Linked DNA regions of Homo sapiens: region 1 is linked to region 2. A link is a loop called in an ENCODE intact Hi-C map of the cell type or tissue named here. Cell type or tissue: heart right ventricle. All regions are shown on one strand. Each heading gives the region's core, and the rest is flanking DNA. Links, peaks and the distances in the headings are about the cores only.

The links. Hi-C counts contacts between places; a loop is a spot of excess contacts. Peaks named below come from ENCODE experiments on the same cell type or tissue, not always from the same donor. Only the 100,000 strongest peaks of a DNase experiment are listed, where the experiment ranks them.
Region 1: it touches region 2 in a loop (6-fold over the local background); 28 of 110 quality-filtered maps call a loop at or near these places.

What each region holds. Positions count from the first base shown.
Region 1 is chr6:43,351,746-43,360,978 of GRCh38, reverse strand. It overlaps ZNF318 (zinc finger protein 318), which reads left to right. Exons shown (of 10, transcript NM_014345.3): 3 at 3,214-3,853; 4 at 4,834-6,315; 5 at 8,503-8,602. Among named protein-coding and RNA genes, the nearest start is that of ZNF318, 13 kb to the left of the region's middle. In heart right ventricle, for the core only: a CTCF peak has its summit at 4,898; no DNase peak of the experiment used is centred there; H3K27ac peaks cover 239 bases.
Region 2 is chr6:43,264,814-43,274,046 of GRCh38, reverse strand. All of the region lies in intron 13 of TTBK1 (tau tubulin kinase 1), which reads right to left. Among named protein-coding and RNA genes, the nearest start is that of TTBK1, 26 kb to the right of the region's middle. RefSeq lists a silencer at 1,717-1,966. In heart right ventricle, for the core only: no CTCF peak of the experiment used is centred there; a DNase peak (open chromatin) is centred at 5,576; H3K4me3 peaks cover 475 bases; H3K27ac peaks cover 2,500 bases; H3K27me3 peaks cover 770 bases.

The DNA.
Region 1 (9,233 bases), core at 3,393-5,892, 88 kb before region 2:
ACACCAGAAAGAAGCTCTGTTCCTTTAGCCATTACTCCCTCCACCCTACCCCCAGCCATAGGCAATCACTAATCTACTTTCTGTCTCTATAGATTTGCCCGTTCTGGACATTTCATATAAATAGAATCATATAATATGTGGTCTTTTGTGACTGGCTTCTTTCACTTAGCATATTTTTTTTTAAGGTTCATCCGTGTTTGTAGCATTCCTTTTTATTGCTGATAATATTTTATTGTATGGATATACCATGTTTTGTTTATCCATTCATCAGTGGTGAATGAATGGATAACATTTTGATTCTTTTCACTTTTTGGCAATTATGATTAATGCTGCTCTGAACATTGGTATAAAAGTTTTTATATGGACATACATACATTTTTTAAAAACTTGTTTAACAGAGATTTGTAAACACAAAAATGTAGAATAGTACAGTGAAACCCCATGTCCTTATTACCTAACTCCAACAATCAGTTTTTTTAAATAGATAGACTTTATTTTAGAAAACAGTTGAACTTAACCAAGGCTTTCCGGGAGTATCCATCGCTGGACTCTTTCAGGGTATAGGAGATTGTACCCTTTTTAGGGTTCTTACTACAGCCAGTTCTCTTCTCATATCCTTTTGGAGTCCTGGGGAAGGAGGACATGAGCTTCTAATAAGCAACCTGATTTCTGCCTATATGTATGTGATAGCTTTTTTAAGAAAACTGTTTTTATGCCTTTTTTCTGTCTCTACTGGAGATTCCAAGTCTGGACTACAGCTTTTTGAGAGCCATCTCATTTGTAGCTTCTTGATAGTTAGTACTGGTTTAGACCTTGGGCTAGTATGCCGTTTCATGGTGACATGTAATAGTTCTGGTGGGGAGCTGAATGTGGGAGTGTGAATGAACTTGCCACTCCTCATGGAGCCTATGTTTTTTCTCCCTATACTAATATGGTCAGAGACTTTTTGTATGGTAGATGGTGTTTTGGCAATGGAGTGACTCAACTCATGAACATTCCTCTCTGGAAATAGGTGTGTTTATGGCTGACAGACCTATAGAGAAAAATTTTTACCTCAGTTTGATTTCAGAAATCATCCTTGGTTTATTCCCATTTATTCCTATTTCATACTGCATTGAAACCTCAAAATTTCCCAAATTCTTAGGAAGAAGGTGGGTAACAGAAACCTGGATTCCCACAGGTGGCATTCTTGTTAGAGAAGGTAAATAAAGTTTGTCCTTGATAACCTTTCATAAATTTATTCCTAGGTCTACAACTTTGATCAAAGGCAGGCTGGTGAATAAGAAAAGGCAATGTTTTGAGATTCTGCTGGCATAGTCTCAGAGATAGGAAAGCAACTACTAAAAAAACTAAGGAAAAGTCATTTCTAGAAACTCACAACAAAAGTAGCTACTAGAAACTGTAGAAGACACTAATAGTTACCATCCTCTAGATGATAATTCACTCTGGAATGTGAGTGACATGTAAGAACTTTTATTTTTTATTCAGAGTACTTAGAAGTTTTCATACATAAAGTGCTAGAGGATCTTTATTTCTATCTGTGATTTAAATCAGAAACTTTAGTTTTGTGTCATAGCCATAGCCCCTGAGAAGGTTAGCATTATTGGGTGTGGTATAGAATTCTCAGCTAAAAGAATAGCTGTCCCATCCTGGATTTTTACCTCATGCCACAAAGGTCTGAGACCTTTGTATTTAATGAAATAAAAATATATGGTGAACCAAACCATCACTTTCTCTTTTCTAAGCCCAAGATTAGCAGAGTGCTTGTAGATATCCAGAGAAGGCAAAGAGGGTGACAAAACAGGCTGTGAGAGAGCTTTATGGGTTTTAATATGTGAACCATCAAGGCAAAGCATTGGAGAACCTTCTAAATCTTATGAGAAAATCATGCTAATTAGATAAATCAGTAGTTTTTTTAAAAGTTACCATATAGTGATACTTTTTTTTCCCAATTGAATTATTAGAACCTTAATATACAGACTTAAAGTTGGAATTAGTGTGATTTAACTGGGATAGAAGGTCAAGAGCCCTGCTGGTTCTGCTTTTCTAGTACCTCCTTTCTTTTGGTAGCTCCTGAGCACTCTTTACAACCTCTGGAACACAGCTTTAAAACCATTTATCTGAGCCACGTGTGGAGGCTCACGCCTGTAATCCCAGCAGTTTGGGAGGCTGAGGCGGGCAGATCACCTGAGATCAGGAGTTCGAGACCAGCCTGGCCAACATGTGAAACCCCATCTCTACTAAAAAAATGCAAAAAGTCAGCCAGCATGGTGGTGCACACCTGTAATCCCAGCTACTTAAGGAGGTTGAGGCACAAGAATCACTTGAACCAGGGAGGTAGAGGTTGCAGTCAGCCGAGATCATGCCACTGCACTCCAGCCTGGGTGACAGAGCAAGACTCTGTCTTAAACAAAACAGGCTGGGCGCGGTGGCTCATGCCTGTAATCCCAGCACTTTGGGAGGCCAAGGCGGGCTGATCACTAGGTCAGGAGATCAAGACCATCCTGGCTAACATGGTGAAACCCTGTCTCTACTAAAAAATCAGAAAAAAAAAAAAAAAAAAATTAGCCGGGTGTGATGGCTGGTGCCTATAGGCCCAGTTACTCGGGAGACTGAGGCAGGAGAATGGCGTGAACCTGAGAGGCGGAGCTTGCAGTGAGCCGAGATTGCATCACTGCATTCCAGCCTGGGTGACAGAGCGAGACTCCATCTCAAAACAAAACAAAAAAATCCCATTGATCTGGACTGGTGTTTCTCAAACTTTAAAGTACAGACAAATCACCTGGAGATCTTGTTAAAATGCAGATTCTAGTTCAGATCTGCTTGGGGTGGAGCTTTGAGAAGCTATATTTCTAAAAAGTTCCCAGGTAATGCTAATGCTGTTTCGTCCGCACTACACTTTCAGTAGCAAAGAGCTAGAATTTAGCTTGTGTGGAGTTGTGTAACTTCCATGATATTCTGCATGCCCTAAGTCTAGTCGGAGAAATTACCCAAGAGATCTATCTAGATATGTTGGTAATATTACCTCTTGGTTAGAGGCTAAAGCTGCTTGTTCCCCTGGGGAAAGGGAGAGGAAATGTTCTTGGACTTCATGATTATAGTCTTTTGCCCTAAGCATTTTATAGCCCCCTTGACAAACACCAGTCTCTTAGCCTTGTCTGCTCTTATTCTTTCCAAGTCCATTTGTTCAATGATGCTTCTCTTTTTCCTCAGGGATGACCTGACTGATGATTCTGTCTTCACTCGAAGCTCCCAGTGCTCTCGGGGTCTTGAGCGATATATTTCCCAGGAGGAAGGGCCTCTCAGTCCCTTCTTGGGACAACTTGATGAGGACTACCGAACAAAAGAAACTTTCCTGCATCGATCTGATTATAGTCCCCATATCAGTTGTCATGATGAGCTGTTGCGGGGAACAGAACGGAATCGAGAAAAACTCAAAGGCTACTCCATACGATCTGAAGAAAGGAGCCGGGAGGCCAAAAGACCCCGTTATGATGACACAGTGAAGATAAACAGCATGGGAGGGGATCACCCAAGTTTTACATCAGGAACTCGCAACTATCGACAGCGTAGAAGAAGCCCAAGTCCTAGGTTTCTCGACCCTGAGTTTCGAGAACTGGATCTTGCCAGACGAAAGCGAGAGGAAGAGGAGGAGCGAAGTAGGAGCTTGAGTCAGGAGCTGGTTGGAGTTGATGGTGGTGGTACTGGCTGTTCCATCCCTGGATTGTCAGGTGTCCTAACAGCATCGGAGCCAGGATATTCTTTGCATCGGCCTGAGGAAGTATCTGTGATGCCCAAGAAATCCATTTTGAAGAAGCGGATTGAGGTGGACATAATGGAGCCCTCCATGCAGGTCTCTGCTGCATTTCTTGTAGGGCCTCTTGCTAGTCTCCCTAATATCTTAAAGCCTGCTTACTTTCCTGTGGGCTATGTTCCTAATGGTATCTTTGTAATATGTGCTGGACCGACATTGTGAGCTACACCTTCTAGGACTCTCCAAACGAAACTGTAGGCCTTTTAATGCATCAGTAGAGGGTTCTATTGCTGTATATTAGGCTTTATATTAATAAATAGATATTTTGGAGAGTACTGTAAGTTTTTTTACTTAAATTGGATTATCCTTTGGCAATCTTTGAGTATGGGTTTGTTGGAAATGAACCTTGAAGGGCAAGGGGAGGAGGTGATCTCAATTTTCTCATCTCTCTTTAGAGAGAAGACAAGATGTATGAGTTGTAGGACACTGGACTAGAAATCAGATGATTCTGATTTTGGACCCACTTCTGCCACCAACTTACTGTGATTTTTAGACAAGTCACCTCACCATTCTGAGCCTTGATATTTTTCCCTGACCTGTGAAAGGATGGTCAGACCACTAGTGGAAAGACCACTAGTTTTTAGCTGTCCTCTTAGGAGATAAAGGCTTCTGAAGAGGTTCCCAAGCAAAGGAATGCTGATGAGTTAGCGTTCCAGAGTTTCCTCTCCCCACTTCAGCCAAAGCAGCTTTTTTTTTCCTTTTCTTTTGGGGATCCATAGAAAAGAAAACAAGCTAGGGGATCTCTAAAATTCTTTTGAATTCAAATTCCTTTTAACAAATAGATAAAGGTGAGGATTCCATCCAGTTTGCCTCACTTCCTGTTTCTCCTCAACAGTAGAAACATCTGGAGATAAGGGGATTCACATTTTGAATCTGGCTAAGGATACTTTTCCTCCCTTTTATCCATACTTGTATCTCACCTGTTAATTCAGGAAGACCAAAGTATTTAAGTATTTATCTCAATTACTAATGTTCTGAGATTCTGCATAAGACTAAATCAGTTGTGTTTGTCTTTGCAGCTTGAGAGTTTTTCCAGCAGTACCAGCTCCAGCCAGGATCACCCTCTCTACTCTGGGCACCCATCCCTTCCACTAAGTGGTGCTATTGCTGCTTTTGCCTCAGAGATTGAAAACAAGGGGACTATGGTAGAGACTGCCTTGAAGGAACCTCAGGGCAACCTCTACCAATGGGGTCCCCTTCCTGGGATTCCCAAAGACAACAGTCCTCTCAGAGAAAAATTTGGAAGTTTTCTATGCCACAAGGATAATTTGGATTTGAAGGCTGAGGGACCTGAGCGACACACAGACTTCCTGCTGCCCCATGAGAGAGCTAGCCAGGATGGCAGTGGTTTTTCCCGCATTCTGAGCATGTTGGCTGATTCTACCAGTACACAGGAAAAAAGGCGACGTAGCTTTCCCGACATTGAAGATGAGGAGAAATTTCTCTATGGGGATGAAGAAGAGGATTTAAAGGCAGAATCCGTACCAAAGCCCCTTGGGAGCTCTGAGAGTGAAGTTATGAGGCAGAAGGCAAGCTCCCTGCCGTCTTCAGCTCCAGCTGTAAAGCTAGAATCACTAGAAGAGACCAATCCAGAATATGCGAAGATCCATGACTTGCTCAAGACAATAGGGCTGGATATTGGAGTAGCAGAGATTAGTCAATTGGCTGCACGCACCCAGGAACGACTTCATGGCAAGAAGCCATCATTACGCTCCTCAGCTGACCGCCGTTCCTCAGTTGACCGATACTTTTCAGCTGACCACTGTTCCTCAGTTGACCACCGCTTCTCAGCTGACCGCTGTTCCTCAGTTGACCACTGCTTCTCAGCTGATCGACGTTCCTCAGATCCCCACAGACTAGAGAGCAGGGAGGCACATCATAGCAATACCCACTCTCCAGAGGTGTCCCATCCACACCCACCTTCTCCTGTGGATCCTTACCTGCTCACAAAAAACAGCCCTCCATTCCTAAAGTCTGACCATCCAGTGGGTCATATTTCAGGACCAGAGGTGGTTGGTAGTGGGTTTCAGTCATCTGTTGCAGTCAGGTGCATGTTGCCATCAGCCCCATCTGCCCCAATTAGACTTCCACACACTGCTGCTTTATCTCAGTTTCACATGCCAAGGGCCTCTCAGTTTGCTGCAGCTCGGATACCTCCGAACTACCAGGGACCTGCCATTCCCCCTGCCTCTTTTGATGCCTATAGGCACTACATGGCATATGCAGCCTCCAGATGGCCCATGTATCCCACCTCTCAACCGTCAAACCACCCTGTACCTGAACCACACAGGATAATGCCAATAACCAAACAAGCTACTCGTAGCCGTCCCAATCTTCGTGTGATCCCCACTGTGACTCCTGATAAGCCTAAGCAGAAAGAGTCTCTGCGAGGCTCAATTCCTGCGGCCCAAGTGCCTGTCCAGGTGTCCATTCCATCACTCATAAGATATAATCCAGAGAAGATCTCTGATGAGAAGAACCGTGCTTCCCAGAAGCAAAAGGTGAATATTAGCTTTGGGTATCCTGTGCCTGAGTTTTCTGTTTTGCCATAAATTTGTATATGTTTTTTAGAAGGGGCTGAAAATTTGTAAGGCTCTTTCACTTGAAGTCGTCTGGAGGCTGCTGTCATCATCCTAAGAAGTGTATATTGTTCCTCTGTTTTTCACACATGTTTTATCATTAGGACTAAACAAAAGTCTGGCCTTGGGTCCTATTGTGATTGTCAGCCTTTTTTAAGTTTAATTCTATCCAAGTTAATGGTCTTCAAACACTGTAGATAGGAACTGGGAGCCTTGAAGTCTTCAATATGATTTCGTAGTGGAGTAGGGAACCAAAATTGGGTGTGGTGAAGGAGAATCAGTAAACCTGTTTGATCCCAGTGAATTCTGTATTCTTACCCTGTAATGATTATGAGTTAAAGTTAATAACTAGTTGTTGCTTGATAATTGAAGCAAACCAAGAAATAAACTTTGCTTGTTCTGGTTTATCTTAGAGTCCAGGAGTAACAGTAACATTTTTGACATGTTATTTATTTAAAAAATTACGTGTGTGTGTGTGTGTATGTGTGTGTATGTATACGTATATTTTATATAGAGATGGAGTCTTCTCACTGTTGCCCAGGCTGATCTTGAACTCTTGGGCTCAAGTGATCCTCCCCTGCCAGCCTCTCCCAGAGTGCTGGGATCACAGGCATGAGCCACTGTGCCTGGCCTCTAAAGTCATTTTTTATATTATCCAGGTTCATTGGGTCCCCAGCCTGTGGGAAGAAAGCAGTGACTGGGGTAAAGATATAATAATTCTAATAATTCTGATAATTTAGAGCAGTAGGTGAAAACTACATCAAGATAGGGAATACATAATAGAAGAATTTTGAGTGGAAGAGTTAATACATACTATTAATTGTAAAGGTGCTTATACCTAGCAACTCACTTTGTTTAGAAACATAAAAATGTAATGTGTCTAATTTGGTTTGCTCATAAAAGTTAAGACCTGGCTGGGCGTGGTGGCTCATGCCTGTAATCCCAGCACTTTGGGAGGCTGAGGCGGGTGGATCACGAGGTCAGAAGATCAAGACCATCCTGGCTAACACGGTGAAACCCTGTCTCTACTAAAAATACAAAAAATTAGCCGGGTGTGGTGGCACGCGCCTGTAGTCCCAGCTACTCAGGAGGCTGTGGCAGGAGAATTGCTTGAACCTAGGAGATGGAGGTTGCAGTGAGCTGAGATCATGCCACTGCACACCAGCCTGGGCAACAGAGCAAGATTCCATCTCAAAAAAAAAAAAAAAAGTTCTGAAGAAAAAAATTAGAGGGCCAGTCTCATTTTTTTCCGGTTAAAAAGTTTTAGCCAATTATTGGGAAGACAAAAAACACTTCTCTTAAGTTTCTATTGGACTTAAATACCCTGAACTTCAATCTTTAGTTTTACTGAAGTCTTTTGGGAAAGGGAATAGGTTCAATGTAGACAAAACTTTAGAGACAGTGTTTGGAGGTCATACACTTCCTCTTTATTTTCCTTTTATAAATCTAGTCCTTAAGTCAGGGCGCTGATAATACATAGGTCTATTATAGACACATACAGGCCTATTATATGCTGGTATAGTATAGACAAGCCATATTTGCTTTTTTTCATTAGGTAGTAGTATAGTTGAAAGATCATGAGCTTTAGGGCAGATATACCTGGATTGTAAATCTACTCTTAATGTGTGACTTTGAGTATTCTACTTAATCTTGTACAACTTCAGTTTTCTGACTATAAAATAGTGAAAATGTGAGGATTAAACAACATGCTACTCTGGGCATACTGCCTATGGGTTATCCCTGGTTTGCAAGGAGCAGTGAAAATAAACAACATGAAATATGTCCCTTACCTATAACACATATGGTTCCTTTATCTATGGTTCCCTTTGGAACTTAGAACCACTATCTAATAGTTGCTATCAGTGCCCTAGATCCTTCCTGCAAAAAACAAACAAACAACCTTTCTGGACAGTATAGTTTTTGAAAAGATGGACAGTTCTATTCTGGAACTTAGAACGAAATATTACTTTGACAGTAAGGTCAGAGCCTGTGTGCAGGCATTTGGATCCTTACATTCAGATAATGTCTAGGAAGAAGGCTTCTGGAAGAGAGAAATAGAAAAGAGAATGTTGGAGGAGATGGACTCTCTTACCACTTTGTATTTTGCAGGTTATTGAAGAGAGGGAAAAACTAAAGAATGACCGGGAAGCCCGCCAGAAGAAGATGTACTATCTTAGGACCGAGTTAGAGCGGCTTCATAAACAACAAGGTATCAGCTGCTTTGCATGACTGCCTTTTTGTAATAACTTGCGTAGGAGACCCAAATTTGGTACTCTCACACAGGTTCAGTAACCTGAAACTTCATTAAAAATTTTTTTTTGACGTAATTAAACTTACAAAAAAGTTGCAATAATAGTGCAAAGAATTCTCAGGTACTCTTCTCCCAGATGATGGTGGTGGTGATGATGATGATGATGATGATGATGATGATGATGATGATTTGAGACGAAGTTTTGCTCTTTCACCCAGGCTGGAGTGAAGTGGTGTGATTTTGGCTCACTACAACCTCTGTCCCCCGGGTTCAAGTGATTCTCCTGCCTCAGCCTCCCAAGTAGCTGAGATTACAGGCACCTGCCACCATGCCCAGCTAATTTTTTTCGTATTTGTAGTAGAGATGGGGTTTCACCATGTTGACCAGTTTGGTCTCGAACTCCTCACCTCAGGTGATCCACCCGCCTTAGCCTCCCAAAGTGCTAGGATTACAGGCGTGAGCTCCCACACCCTGCCAGATTATTAACATTTTAATACGCTTGCTCTATCTTTTTCTCTCTCTCAATTTGTGTGTATGTGTGTGTGTAATTTTTCCTGAACTTTTTTTTTTTTTTGAGATGGAGCCTCGC
Region 2 (9,233 bases), core at 4,215-6,714:
ACTCACCACAAAAAGGTCCACTGGCCCCCACACTCATTCAGGCACTTATGCACACCACATGTATAAACACAGCACACACCACACATCCCCACTGGCCAGGTTCGAGTTCCTGGGCAAGAACACTGTCGCCTTTGAGTGCTGCAGCCCTGGACAGAGGGTGGTGCAGGAAGTCCTCAGGCTCACAGTGGTTGCAAAATGAGTTTAGGCCACCTCTGCCTGTAAACCATTTTGGTTTGGTTCATACAGTGATTTTTCTTTTTAAAATTAGATGCCAACAATTAAAAATTGGGAGATTTCAAATAAAAATTAGAAGATAGTGGCAACAATTGGTTGAGCTGAGGATGGTATGGGCATGGGAGTTCCCCTGTTTACCACAGTCCCTGAACCTGCCACTTCCCTGACACTGTTTGGATCTTGTTGATGTACGAGTTGGTGACACCCATTCGGTGTTCACAGATGCCAGTGTCTTCCCCGTCTGTGAGTCTGACCCCTAGGACCTCACCAATCCCACTGAGGTCAGGCTTTGGAGCCCCTGCTTTCTCATGCTAACTCCTCCTCTGCCCACCTGATCCCCAGAGCTGCTGTGGGATGCTTGGGGCCATGTGGGATTGAGGGGTTGGAGGTCTCTGGAGAGACAGGGTCCAGCCATTTTAACCAACCCCAGTACTCTGGAGTGACTCCCATCTGGATGCCACCCCATGGCAAGGTGGGAATGGGAAAGGAAGGAAAATATGGCTTGCTGACAACTCCCCTCTTTTCTATAGACTGAGGAGGGGGCCCACCGCAAAGGACAATCAATCAACCAATACATAGACCAAGATGTTTCACAAACTCTGTCAAACAAGACCTCAGATTATTCGGCATGGGTGGGTTTTTTATATGTTCTGGTAAATAAAATGTTCTGATTAATTTGTTGAATGCAGATAATACTGGGATCTACCTCATAAGCTATCATGAGGTTTAAATGAGTTAATTTTGTAAAGTGCTTAGATCGCTGCCTGGCACATAATAAGCACTGTGTGCCAGTGGCTATTAAATAAAATCACAAATAATTGTAAGCCACCACTAAATGCAGAGTGAGACTATGAAGTGCGAAAACACCACTTTCAAAATACAACAAAGACAGCTGTCTCTTTTCAAAGCTGACCCCGAGGAGGCTACACGCTTTCCCCAAGCAGGGTATCAATCTTGAAACATTCTGGCCTTCTCTTGGGAAATGCTTCAGAAAACAAGAGTGACAATATTGCAGGCTCACAGCATCCCCACCTAGCCTGGGAACCGGAGACCAGCAACTCGACCCAAACCATGTGAAGCTCTGCCGAGCTTCACATGAACTTAATCCAACACAAGTGGCTTAGATGACCTTAACAATCTCCAAGAGTCAAAGCCACCCCGAAAAGATAATATTATTAAGATCACCTGTTAGCTCAGAGCTTTATGGCTTACAAAACACTCTCCCCTCCACCATGGAGGATATACAAAAGGATGTCCCCCTAAAGGACAACATGCTTTGAACCATGGCCTTGCTTTAAAGGACACACCCTCTCCCACAGGTGTCAGTTCTGAGGTGGGGGGTGTGTGTTTGAAAACTCAGCCGCCTTCTCAATGCTGGATCTCCCACTTCCAAAGGCGTTGGAAACAGTAATATGTATGTAATGCTGAAATGAGGCTGAAGCCAGTGCCATCATCTTCAATATTTCACAAGGCACTTTGGGATCTTAGAGTACCTCAGGGTTCTGGTCACTGAGATGGAGCTGTGCTCAGGGTTGAGTAGTGGAACCCTCTAGAAGGGAATGCTGGATCACAGAGTGCTTGGTTTCATCCAACCCCAGATTGGGTGGGGGGGCCCTTGCCCACACTGCTGCTGACTTATGGAGCAGATGGTGGGCAGGTTCCCTTCACTTCACCTCCTGCCACTACCTGGGGTGGATGGGAAGAGGGCAAGAGGAGGTGGCTGGGGGAGGCAGTGCCAGCAGGAGGGGAGTGGGGCCACTGTTCAGCCTCACCCCCTCACCTTTGTGCTTTTTGTTTTCTGTCCCTTCTCAAAGGGTCCACCTTGACCCTCTCCTGCCTACTGCCTGAGCAGGGTGCAAAGCCATCCAAAACAGCCCAGAGGGCAACAGAGGCTTGGGTTTGGGGAGATTCAAAAGTGAGCAGCTGAGATGGGGGTGGGGGTGGGGCACAAGTATTAGAACCCAAATCTGGCTTTTGTTGCCAGATGGAGAAGGTGCTCTTGGCCCAGACATCCTCAAAAATAAATAAATAAATAAATAAATAAATAAATAGACTTACAAAGAAAGATTTTGGGGAAAGGAGTGTGTGACTATGGAGTGGCTTATGTGAATGGTGTGGATGAGCCATACCACAATGGTGGCCCTCTGTGTGGACAGTTTGGCTCCAGGGCACTGCCCACCACACTTATGGCACCCCCAGGCAGGGGCCAGGGCCCTGAGGCCTCTACTCTAACCAGAGACATCTGGGGAATTGATGGGCCAAGCAGAGGTTACAGGGAGAGAGGGGTAGAAGAGTGAAGCTGGGATGAGAGTAGCTACATAGGAAACTACCAATGACTGCATAGACATCTTTCTGGCTCCCTAACACACATGTGCATACACACACTCATACAGCACTGTGCAACTTGCGCACGTGCCAGTCACATTGAGGTCTATGTAAATGGCACTTCCTGGAATTACACAGTGCACAGCCTGAGCATTCATCCATGGCAGCCCTTCCACATGCACAAACGCTCATTCGTAAGCACACTCTTATGCACAAGTGTACGCGCATGCACACAAGCAAACATACAGACACAGTCTCACTGAAATAAACATTTTGCAAATCTTTGGGCCTCCTCCCCTCCCCATACAGGCACGGCCCTTTCTAGTACCCACTTCACTACTACCGCATTCCCCAGGGGAACAGAGGTGCTGGCTGACATGGGCAGGATGAATAAAGGGAAACTTGGGCTCCCTGCAGTGAAGGTTGGGGGCTGAGAAATGGGCAGAAGAGGCAGGCGCAAGCTGGCATCCTGACACTTCCCCACTCCCAAGTGTCCAGATCCCTATCCAACCTGCCTCTCTTCTGCTGTGTCTTCACCACCGCCCTTGGGGCTGACCGAGCACCTACAGGAAGGAGTCACCTTCTGAGAAGGGCAGAGGTGGGGCTGCTCCCGCCTGGGATTTGTCCTGAGACACTGGTTTTGCTGACAAGCACATGGTTTCTCACGTCATCCTTAACAACCACCTTAGCTGCCACTGCTTCTAAGCTGGGTCTCCTCGTTGCTCAGTTCCAGCCTGCCTTGGGAGGTGGATCCCAGGCCCCTCTCATCCATCCTCAGTTCCTGAGGAGCCGAGGACAGACACCCAATCCTACCAGGGAGTGATGGCACAGGTGTCTTGGGGGAGGGGCAGCCTACCATGGACTGAGCCTTCCTGGGGTAAGATGTGTGAGGAGAGAACTCTGTCCTCAATGATGATGGCCTGAGAAAGTCTCGCTAGGTCACAGGGCTCCTCCCCCGATCACTGAGCATTGAAACACTCCCCACCACATTCCAAACCTGGCTGTCCTGGCCTCCATCCATACACAGGGACACACACACACACACACACACACACACACACACACACACACACCATGCAAGGAGGGTCTTGGCCTCCCGCCAGCCCCTCGGGGTGGATCAGACCCAGCCATGCCAAGAGATCACAAATTAAACAGAACAAAGCCCATACCAGAGTGCCTCTGGCCCTGCAGGCCTCATCTCCCTGACACCTCTCTTTCCACTGGACTCTGGACCCATCAGTGGCTCCAGCTGAGCGCCCCTGCCCTGTCCTGGAAACTGTACCACCAGCCCCACCCCTCCCTGCACCATTTGGCTGGCACCTACAAAGGGAGCTGATGGGGAGGTGGGACGGAGACTCTGCTTGGGGTGGGAGTATTACAGTACCTTGGGCCAACGTTCTAGGGGGGCTGTATTGCATGATGGGGTGGGATGGGATGTGTGAGTGTGTGATTATTGCGTCCTGGGAAGGAACCATGGTCCTCTGCCTGCTCCCCACCCCCCCCCACCTGCCCCCTCCAGGAGGGGGGGGGCCCAGCCTAGGTCTTGTGGGTGAACCGGGCCCACACCTGCTGCAGCTGGGACCGCGAGATGCGGAGCACCGAGGGCATGAGTCTGTGGTTGCCAGCAGCGAGGGGCGCGTGGCGCCGGTGGGGCGCCCGCACAGGGCTGCTCTCAGCCGAGCGGCTGCGCTGAATGAGGGAACCGGAGGAGCCCGAGGAGCCGCCGCCGCCGGGGTGAGGGTAATGCTCCGTCTCCAGCGTGGAGGAGGAGAACACGGAGGACGCCAGTCGTCGCAGGGGGCTGTACCGCGGGAGGGAGTGCCCCGAGAGTCTGTCCTCCTCCAACTGAAAGAGACCAAGAAAGTGGAGGGAAAAGAGGTGTCAGGCACAGACTCGACAGCTCCGTCTCCGGGGCCACCCACCGCTCACAGCCCCTGCGGCGCCGGCGTCCCGGGCAAGTGGGCGGGGTCAGGCAGGGTGGAGGAGGGTGCAAACCACCCGCCCCAAGGTCCTGCCTCAGAATCTAGGCTCTGGCCTCCAACGCCCTTCCCCCTCCTCCTTCTCTCTGGAACTTCTCACACTATGGTCTCTGCAAGGAGACCATGGTCACTCACCTCCTCCGAGAAGCCTTCCTGGCTTAGTCCTACCTAGCTCAGGGTTGTTCTGGACTGGGGAACCCTTTCTCTCAGGAACGTGGCTGTGTGCTCTGAGAGAGTTCCTTGCCATGTGTTGACAGCTGTGTGTGGCATGTCTCCCCAGCTAGATTCCGTGCTACTCATTAGGGCTCAGAAACTTTCCCTGTACACCCTCCGCCTTGGCACCCCCGCCCCATCACAGGGAGGTGTTGGGATCGGGGTGACCATGCGGCATAAGGTGGTACTCTAGAGCCCAATTACTCGTGTTTGAATCCCAACTCCACCACTTAAAATCTGAGTGACCTTGAGCAAGTTACTGCACCTCTCTGAGCCTCAGCTTCCTCCTCTGTAAAATGGGGGTCATAATGGTGCCCACCTCAAAGGGTGGTCGTGAGGATTCGATGTTATAAGATGTGCAGTACTTGGAACAGCACCCGCCATGGAGTAAATGCTGTGCTCTTCACTGAGCTATTTTAGTATCTAATTTTAAATCACTCTTCCAAATGAGGGAAGGGATGGACTCGTAGGAGGAGGGGCAAACTGAAGTCATTTCTTGAAAGTGGCTTTTTCCCTGCCCCCTCAAAGTCTGAGCCACCAGGCAGCTTGTGTACAGGGCTGGGCAGAACTGCTGCCTCATCGCCTTCTGGAAGAATCCTGCTCTGTGCCCCCATGCCCTCCGAGTGAAGTGGAAGTGTCCCAGATATGTGGGGGTAGAAATGGCGCCCAGGGTGTTACCAGACCTCTCCCAGCCTGACCCTCTCTCTTCCTGAGACAGAGGCCAGTTGAAATAGCTTTTACAGCAGCAGCAAGGACTGCCTGGGCCAGCTCCTCCAGGAAGGAGGGGGCCTGGGACACTCAGCCCCAGCATCCCTTGCTGCTGTCACATGGGGGCACAAGGGACTTGGCATGGAGCCTCCAGCAGAGTAGGGAAGAGGGAGAACATTCTAATAGGACTGGCTTTGCTCCCACCTTGCTTTCCGTTTCAGCTTCTTTTTGGCCAAGTCTAGGATCCTTCTGAGCTAGTCCCATCTGCACCAAGGGTTAGGGGTCTAAGGCCCACCCAGAGAGGCCAAGGGACAGAGGCACCACCATTGCCCAAAGCCCCCTCTCACAGCACATGTGGGTGGCTTGAGTTAACATTCCAGCCAGAGTTTGCTCAGCTGCCAGGCAGAAGGATTTTCATAGGATGGCATTGAATCCCAGAGGGCTCTTGCCCTTCAGATTGGGCACCACTTGTGGCCACCTACTTGTCTTCAACACCAGTTGAAATATCACCTCTGTGAGACCGCTCCAGCTCCCTCCCCTGCAAGCTCCCAGCTTCTAGCAGATAAGAGTGCTCTGTTATCTCCCTGATGGACCTGGATTGTTAACATCTTTCTAGACCTTTGCATCTCCACCCCACTGCTTGTGACCTTGAGCTCCAAAAGGGCAGGACTGGGCAGCTTTATTCATCTTTGTCCCCCAGCCCCTAGCACACTGTCCAGCACGTGGCAGGGAAATGCTTTGGTGGCTGCCGGGCAGTGTCTGTGTACTCAGCGCATGCTGACCTGCTGTGCTATCGGTCAGAGACAACCGGTAAAGGCAGGCAAACAGCCCTCCCCCAGATCACACACTTGCTAGCCTGCTTCACCCTTGCCCTAGCTTTTCCCGCAACTCCTAATTTGCACCTTAAATTTCCTTGAGAACAAAGCCAGGTGTGAAAAAAGAAAAAAAACAAAAACAAAAAAACCCACCATCACCAAAGAACAATAGATACTTTAAAATTGTGCCTGCTTTCACACTGTTTCCCTCCCGGTTCCCCACATGTGCAGGTGACAGAGTTGTAGGTGCTCATAGTTTAAATGATTGGTGTTATGAGGAAGTTCACACATCAGGCACTGAGAAAATTGAGGTAGGTCTAGAGAGGGCGCCTCCAAAAAGGTGGTGGGAAAGAGGGAATTCAGCAGAGACTTCCTGCCTGCCCTGAGCCGCATAATCTCCGCCTGTGGGTGGAGAGTCCCAAAAACTGTGATTCTAGGAAGCAGCCAGATTTGGGAGGTCCTGCCATAGGCCCAGGCTGGGCTCACCACTTCCTTCAGGCCAGCCCAAAGACAGAAGAAAAAAATAGGCCAGTCCATTTCTCCCTGCTCCTCTACCCTTGATGAAGGAAGATCTCTGCTTCACCCCGCTGTCCTGAAGTACTTGGCGAAACATGTTGTACCCCATATGTTCATCCAGAGACACACACAGAGGCTGCCCTGCACACTGACATGGCCACAGGCACACCTGCTGACATGGCCCAGACAGTGGGTATGCACAGAACACACACACACACACACACACACACACACACACACACACACACACACACACACGCATGCTCCAGGCTCTCTCTGATCCTGCACAAACCATCTGCTCTCTCTGGCCTGTATGTTTTCTGTTAAACTCACAGACCTCAGGCTGGGCGCGATGGCTCACGCCTGTAATCCCAGCAATTTGGGAGGCCGAGGCAGGCAGATCACCTGAGGTCAGGAGCTCAAGACCAGCCTCAACATGGAGAAACCCCGTCTCTACTAAAAATACAAAATTAGCCGGGTGTGGTGGTGGTGCATGCCTGTAATCCCAGCTTCTCGGGAGGCTGAGGCAGGAGAATTGCTTGAACCTGGGAGGTGGAGGTTGCAGTGAGCCGAGATCACGCCATTGCACTCCAGCCTGGGGAACAAGAGCAAAACTCCGTCTCAAAAAAAGAAAAAAAAAAAATTCACAGACCTCAGACGGAATGGCTCAGAGCTCAGCTCTCGGAACGAGTTGCCTGGGTTCAAGTCCCGTTGCTAACACTTACCAGCTGGTGGTCACCAGCTGAGCTAAAAACTTTGCTTCTCTGAGTCTTAGTTTTCTTACTTTTAAAATCAGGATTCCCTGTTCACAGTGTTGTTGTGAAGAATATACATGTAAACATGAAAGTGCTTAGGACAGTGCTAACTATTGTTGTCATTATTAGAATTATTACTCCAATTGTTACCATCAATAGAAATGCTTTGACATTCTAGGCATCTGTGGTTCTGTACACACTTGCAGACCTGCTGCATATTCTACACAAATGCAATAATGTGTGCACCCACATGCAGGCACATACATGTGGACACATCCATCCACCAGTGCACAGCTCGAGCTCCGCTGACACAAACGCACATGCACAGGGGCAGAGTGCTAACCAACCTCGATTCTATACACTGTGGGGAACCCGAGGCCCACAAACACCTCACCCCCAAAGACACACACAACTCATCTCTTGCTGACATAGGTAGTGCCAGTCCCTGTCACAAGCAGGACCCGAGCCCGAGACTGATTACAGAATCGGCCTGTGCTTCCCCACCCCACCAAATCTCTCTCTCCCCACCCGCTTGGCCAGAATTCCCCAAAGTGAGGATGAGTCCCAGGACACAGGTAGGAATCTGCAGGTAAGAAAAACTTTAGAGATGAACCTCGGAAGAACCTCAGCTCCCTCACCTGGAGACCCAGAAAGGGACACTGACTGGCCCTCAGTCACTGGGAAGGGAACGGCAGAGCCAGGTCCAGACCTCAGTCTCCTGACTTTAATTCTCGGCTCTCTCTTGACACTGTCTGTCACCCTCCCTAGACTCTGCACTTCCTACGGGTACAACCTATTGTGCAAGTCACCTCTGATGCCTGTGGTACATGGCACACAGTAAATACTCAGTGAGTGTGGATGAATAAACGGGAGCGGAGCAAGGACCCCAAACACATTTTGCTCCCTCTCCTGCTGCCTGGTGCTGGGTGTGGTGGGAGCAATGGCTAGTTACAACGCAATGGTGCCAGCCCACTTGACTGCCAGGTCTGCCAGGGCTGCTCCTCCAACTCAGGCCAGCTAGGGCCTCTCTGGGTGAGGACTCACGGGCCCCACTTTTTGAGCCCCCAGTTTCCAGTGTCCAGGCAAGGCCTGGATGCATACTCCCCAGGATCACAGCTCAGAGGTCCTCTCTTCTAGAAGGGACCTCTAGATAGGGATGGGGTCTGCATACACTCCTGCCCACAGCTGCTTTTCCCAGGGCACCCATGTGATCCCAGGCAAGGCCTCCCAATCTGAGCAAGTGGTAGAACTGGCCCCTGGCCCAACACCTGGGCACCTCCCAGAGCCACCTAGAGTGTACGCCCCCAATGTGGGACCACTATGTGGAACGCGGCACAGCCCCTGAGCCCCTTCCGGCATCCCCTCCATGACTCTCCCCAGCCCCTCTGTGGGTTCATGGACCCCATTTGGAGTTTTCCTCCATTTCCCAGGTCAGAGTTCAGCCTCTGTCCCACACAGCAAAGCCTGGTCAGGCCAGTGGCTCTCTGCCTATTCTGACACCCTGTCCTTGTCAGAATAACCTAAATATCATGAGACATTTTGCAATTTGGCCACCATCTGGCCCCTCCCTGCCCTTCCAGCCTTGTTCCTCAGTCCTCCCACACAAGGAGTTGCCATTGCAGCCAGACTGGGCTCTCCCAGGGCACCCAACACACCTGTCCCTGTGCTCAACTATAGTCTCTCTCGCC